Regions from separate parts of the Homo sapiens genome. Here region 1 is linked to region 2. A link is a contact called in ENCODE Hi-C or POLR2A ChIA-PET data. All regions are on one chromosome and are shown on one strand. Each heading gives the region's core, a stretch centred on a gene start or an enhancer-like site at or near the end of the contact. The rest is flanking DNA. Distances are from core to core; before and after follow the strand shown. Region 1 overlaps STX8 (syntaxin 8). Region 2 overlaps STX8 (syntaxin 8).

The links. A loop is a pair of places that touch in the nucleus more often than their neighbours do. ChIA-PET counts read pairs that join two places held with the same protein, here RNA polymerase II (POLR2A). Pooled maps may share reads with other maps.
Region 1: a map of psoas muscle shows a loop between it and region 2 (4-fold over the local background). The contact joins two enhancer-like sites. A Hi-C loop is called at or near these places in 4 of 168 maps with a recorded cell type or tissue (esophagus muscularis mucosa, gastrocnemius medialis, heart left ventricle and 1 more), 12 of 37 single-sample maps with no recorded cell type and 10 of 50 pooled maps. POLR2A ChIA-PET finds 5 or more read pairs at or near these places in 2 of 52 experiments (AG04450 and T-cell).

The regions. Positions count from the first base shown.
Region 1 is chr17:9,430,227-9,433,321 of GRCh38, forward strand. All of the region lies in intron 6 of STX8 (syntaxin 8), which reads right to left. Among named protein-coding and RNA genes, the nearest start is that of STX8, 140 kb to the right of the region's middle. Within about 2 kb of position 1,570, at least 3 of the 41 ENCODE cell types and tissues checked have a DNase peak (open chromatin) inside an H3K27ac peak, as active enhancers do.
Region 2 is chr17:9,369,513-9,372,708 of GRCh38, forward strand. The region is part of intron 7 of STX8 (syntaxin 8); the gene reads right to left. Among named protein-coding and RNA genes, the nearest start is that of STX8, 200 kb to the right of the region's middle. Within about 2 kb of position 1,664, at least 3 of the 41 ENCODE cell types and tissues checked have a DNase peak (open chromatin) inside an H3K27ac peak, as active enhancers do.

The DNA.
Region 1 (3,095 bases), core at 320-2,819, 61 kb after region 2:
TATTATATATAAAACAATTTGCCATTTTAAAGTATATAATTCTGTGGCATTAATTACACTAACAGTGTGGTATAACCACCACCACTTATCTATTTCCAAAACTTTAAAATTATCTCAAACAGCAACTCTAACCATTATGTAATAATTCCCCATTTCCCCCTGCCCCTAGCCTCGGTAACCTCTAATCTACTTTCTTTCTCTGTGAATTTGCCTATCCTAGATATTCCATATAAGTGAAATCATACAATATTTGTCTTTTTGTATCTGGCTTATTTCACTGAATGTCTTCCAGGTTCATATATGTAATCGCATATATCAAAACTTCATTCTTTTTATGGCTGAATAATAGACCATTTTAAGTACATACTACAACTTGTTTACACATTCATCTGTTGACGGACAGTTGGGCTCAGTGGTTTTGGCTTTTTTTTTTTTTTTTTTGAGACAGAGTCTCGCTCTGTTGCCCAGGATGGAGTGCAGTGGCGTGATCTTGGCTCACTGCAACCTCTGCCTCCCAGGCTCAAGTGATTCTCCTGCCTCAACCTCCCAAGTAGCTGGGACTACAGGCGACCGCCACCATGCCTGGCTAATTTTTTGTATTTTTAGTAGAGACGGGATTTCACCATGTTAGCCAGGATGGTCTCAATCTCCTGACCTCGTGATCCACCCGCCTCGGCCTCCCAAAGTGCTGGGATTACAGGCGTGAGCCACTGCCCCCGGCCTTTGGCTTGTTTTTTAATAAATCATGAGTTGCTGAGCATCTCATTGGGTAGCAGGGGTTTTTTTGTTGTTGTTGTTTTGGTTTTTTTTTAGTAGAGATGGGGTTTCACCATGTTGGCCAGGATGGTCTCCATCTCCTGACCTCGTGATCCACCTGCCTTGGTCTCCCAAAGTGCTGGGATTACAGGTGTAAGCCACTGCGCCCAGCCTTTGGCTTGTTTTTTAATAAACCATGAGTTGCTGAGCATCTCATTGGGTAGTAGCATTTTTGTTGTTGTTGTTTTATTTTTCTGTTTTTTTTTTTAGTAGAGATGGGGTATCACCATGTTGGCCAGGATGGTCTCGATCTCCTGACCTCGTGATCCACCTGCCTCGGCCTCCCAAAGTGCTGGGATTACAGGTGTGAGCCACTGCGCCTGGCCTTTGGCTCATTTTTTAATAAATTATGAGTTGCTGAGCATCTCATTGGGTAGCAGGGTTTTTGTTGTTGTTGTTGTTGTTGTTTTGTTTTTTTTGTTTTTTTGTTTTTTAGTAGAGATGGGGTTTCACCATGTTGGCCAGGATGGTCTCGATCTCTTGACCTTGTGATCCACCTGCCTCGGCCTCTGAAAGTGCTGGGATTACAGGCGTGAGCCACCGCGGCTGGCCAAGGGCAGCAGGTTTAAAGGAAGAGAGAACACAGTCATGACACTGGTGCTGTGGCTGAATTCTAGAAGGTAGTCCTCTTCCCAATTTTACTAACTGAGAAAAGTAACAAGGTAAGGCTCACTTGTTTAAGAACAGCAGGTTAGCAACAACATAGTGCCAAACGTTCTGACATTAACATCATGGTGTTAAGACCACGAGTGCTGTACTGTCTCCAAATACAGGTCAAGGCTATGCTTGCAGAGCTTTCCCAGAAACCTCCCTTCCTTTTCCTTTCTGAAGTCAGAGTGTTCCTAGGACAACATTTTGGTTCATAAAACATTTTGTAATGCTGTGACTATCTCAGCATACAGGATACCCCTCTCACTTCAATCTCCTTGTTTTCTAATAAAATCAAACATTTCAAAAATGGCATTAATGTAATGGATGAAAGAGTTACACTTCACCATCATTTTAAGTTAAAAAGAAGTATTTGAAAAAATAAATTCTGATTCTAATGCTCGTTCTTGAAAGTTTGCTTCAAGCAGGAAAACAACTGCTTTTCAGATTCTCTTTTTCACCTGGCTTTTTTTTTTAAGTTCTTAAGTAAAAATAAAAAAGTTCCAATTGATTTTGTAAGTTTTGTGATGGTAAAACAAGATGTGGAGCAAACATTTCAGAATACCAAACAGAGTTAATTAATTCCAGTATAAGCTCCTCACATACGGCCAGAGCTTGCAAGCAGATGTGCTGGCTAAATATCTCAGGTCAATCTTAGCACATTATTGAAAGTAACCTCCCATTCCTCAGAAAAGTCTGGCCTGCAGCTTACAAACTAGAGCAAACAACTTAGACACATGGAAAAGTAGAATTTAACATCTCCCGATTTCCACTCTCCATTTATTTCCAAACCTTCCATCTAAATCGGAAGAAAAAAAAAATGCCCTCTAGTCACACATAGGCCACACTAAAGTATTAGCCACTAAAATAAAAGATGAGGAAGCAATTTTAAATGCAGTCACCACAAATGTGTTTTGGGAACTTTCACCTTGTCTCTCATAAACTAGAAAGTGTACTTCATGTTCCTTTTGGTTTCGAATGAGCAAGGCATTTCAACTATTAACATTTCATTTCCACCACGTGTCTGTTTCAGAGCTAGCAGCTGGCCTATTTATTTTGCTAGCTGGTGATAGAATTAAATACAGAGTCTTTGAAAACATTTACAAGCTTTCCCTCTAACCTTCTGTGTACTTTCCAAATTAGGCTACTTTGATTGTTATTAGCTAAAGGTTTACGTACTGGAATACTAACACTGTTACCTTCAGAGTAAATTGTTTATAGCTCAGGTGCAGTTTAGAACATTTTCCTCCATGGAATACTCTTGAGATTGAGGAGAAGAAAGTTGAACTGGTTCACTCTGGATCAACAAGTTTCCTTTGTGAGTCAAACAATATTAAGGCCACACAGATATGGATGCAGTCAGGGAAACCAGTTGTGAAAATAGTTCTAGTCCTCTACAAAACCACAGGCTTCCTTTGTGAGCTCCCAAATGCTTTATAATCTCAAAATCACCATCGTCATAATGCACTCCTAAGATTTATTCTTTGACACTAGCGTTTTGATGTGGAAGACAAGGCATACGCCTGGACCCCAGGCCAGTGTGGGTTCAAATCACGTCTCCTTCACTTATGATGAGCTAGACGGTCTTAACCAAATAACCCAAGTCTTTAGTTTCAAAATCAGCAAAACGG
Region 2 (3,196 bases), core at 414-2,913:
GCTCTAAAGTCTGTTAAATAAACAAGACTACTTAGAACTCAGTTTCTTACCTATGTTTTATAAGGTTCAAAAGAGCTAATATGATAAAAAGCATGTTGGTCAGGCACAGTGTCATACATCTGTAATCCCAGCACTTTGGGAGGCTGAGGCAGGCAGATCGCTTGAGTCCAGGAGTTTGAGACCAGCCTGGGCAACATGGTGAAATCCTGTCTATAAAAAATAAAATAAAAATTAGCCAGGCATGACGGCGAGTGCCTGTAGTCCCAGGTACTCAGCAGGCTCAGGTGGGAGGCTCACTTAAGCCTGGGAGGTGGAGGTTGCAGTGAGTGCCACTGCACTCCAGCCAGGATGACAGACCAGACAGACCCTGTACCAAAAAAAAAAAAAAAAAAAAAAAAGAAAGAAAAAAGAAAAAAAGCAAGCCAGGTGCGGTGGCTCACACCTGTAATCCCAACACTTTGGGAGGCTGAGGCAGGCAATCACTTGAGGCTGGGGGGTTGAGGCCAGCCTAAGCAACATGGTGAAACCCCGTCTCTACTAAAAAATACTAAAATTAGCCAGGCATGGTGATACACACCTGTAATCCCAGCTAATTGGGAGGCTGAGGCAGGAGAATCACTTGAACTCAGGAGGCGGAGGTTGCAGTGAGCCGAGATCACACCATTGCACTCCAGCCTGGGCGAAAGAGCAAGACTCCATCTCAAAAAACAAAAATGAATTAAACCCCACATCTTATCATAGCTGGCATTTATAAAGGACTCACTAGTACTAGTCATTGTGCCACCTAACTGTTCTCACTTAGTCTACAGAACAATCACATGTACTACTAATTGCTATCCTCCTTTTAGAGTGAAGGGAACTGAGACTTAGAGAGGGCAAGCAGCTCTCTAAGTCACCCAGGCTGTAAGTGGCAGATCCCAAATTGTGCCCCAGGACTGTCGGACGCCACACCTGTGCTGCATGCTACTACTCTTAACCAGGGTCCTGCCCCACCTCCCTAAGAAGATCACATTCAGATGAGCTGAAGGCAGATCCAATGGTCGTCGATTGAGACAGCATTAATGCAATGTCAGCTGGGTTGATTTCTAACCACATCACTGAAACACTACTAAAATCACAATAAACGTGCTTAGACAACATTACGTAATAGTCAATATGCTGAGAAGCAAGACTGTACATCCACCCGAGTCATTCAGAATTCTTAGTCTGGTCTTTCACAATTGGCGCCCTCTGTCAGACTCAGACAAGGCTCTATTTTGAATTCTAATGAGGACCAAGCACACTGAATATTTAAACTGCAATTACAAAGATCCTACTTTTATGTAAATGTCCTTAATGGAAGTAACAGATCTGAAAATACATAGAGGTACCAGTGGAAAAATATCAGTCTAATTTGCATTTAGAAGCTAGAAAAAAAAAAAAACAGTATTGTTTTCTACTTGATGCTATCATTGGGGTGGGGTTGAGGGAGGAAAAGGGAGGAAAATCCACACAAAAATCTCGGTAAAAATTTTAAAGCCTGTGCTCCTGAGTGAAAGGTTCACAAAGAGGTACTTGAATCCCTTGTTAAGAACTGAACAAACAAATTCATCATCGGGCCTCTCTCCTGTGTGGCCCCTTGCAGTTCAGTCTGTATTCATAACTAGAAATTCTCTCACTGCTCAAGCATCTATGACTGATACATCGGCCCATCAAGGAAGATATGCCAAGGGTAGCGAAACAAAAGGCCATTTCATGATTCACAACCTATTTTTACACTCCTTTGTGTAAAATGATGATGTGGCGGCTGCTATCCACACTGCACCCAAGTCCTCTTAAACAGTGATAGAATTGCCCTGTGAATGGTAATTGAGTTACACTCCACTGGGCTGCTTAATTCCCACCCCCTATAGTTAAAGTACACCTTGCTTGCAGTTTGATTATGCATTTGTATGTGTTCATATATAAAACAGCCAATGTGGCTTTGCACTTGAGAAGAGCAGGTGGTTAACTCTTCGCTGTATCTCGAAGCTCTTGCACCAACCCTCTGCCCCTCAAACGCCTTTCTTATTAAGATCATAATTTAACTGCCTAGCATTTGGGCATTCTCTTCAAGATGCTAACATTTATCAAATGGATTATGCTTTTTTTTTTTTTCTTTCTTCTGGTTTGTCCTCTGGTTGATTCTTTCTTCTGCTGATACCAAATATGTTCACTGGATTTTTTAATTTCAGTTACCTGTTATTTCTAGAAGTTCTATCTGGTCCCTTTTCAAAATTTCTGTGTTACTTATTATAGTTTTCGGGTTTCTTAAGATGCTTTCAAGCTTGTCATTTTTAAAATATATTTTAAAAAGTGGAATTGAGTTTATAATCAACGTCTGATAATTCTACTACTGCAATTCTGTTCAGATTCATGTCCATGGTCTATTGCTGGTCCTCACTCATGCTGTGCTGTTTCCGGGTATGCTAGAATATATTTGACTATGTGCTGGTCATTGCCCTTAGAAATTTATTTTTAGTTGGCTCCTAGCATCCTAGAATATGCTTTCCTCCAGAGGCATTTCATTTGTTTTTGCCAGGCACCTCGAGCTATAACAGGTGAGTCTGCCTCAAACCAAATTCATGGTATGATGTTTCCCGGTCTACCCTGAGTATGTATGTCCAGGGGGCAAATTCACATGTGGGCCTTTCTGTGACCACAAGTTGTCAATACTGTATTTTCCCTCCCGTCTTTTTCTTCTCCTATTCTGCTCAGTGCCAACGCTGCCCTTTCCACAACCCCCCATGGTAAGTTTAGTTCTGGTTCACTTTTACTCTGAGGGTGTAGCTCTTTGGGGTCCCAGTTTCTTGTGGGAAGGGTCTCCCATGACATTTCCTAATTAGAGTGGGTGCCCAGGGACTAAATTTCCACCCCATTTGCCTGCCCCTCTCAGGCTACAGAAGTGTCTGGCTTTATCAGATTAAAAAAATTATTTTTATTTTTATTTATTAATTTTTTTTCTGAGATGGAGTCATGCTTTTTTGCCCAGGCTGGAGTGCAGTGGCATGATCTCGGCTAACTGCAATCTCTGCCTCCCGGGTTCAAGCGATTCTCCTGCCTCAGCCTCCCAACTAGCTGGGATTACAGGCACGCACCACCACGCCTGGCTAATTTTTGTATTCTTAGTAGAGACAGGGTTTCAACATGTTGGCCAGGCTGGTCTTGAACTCTTGAC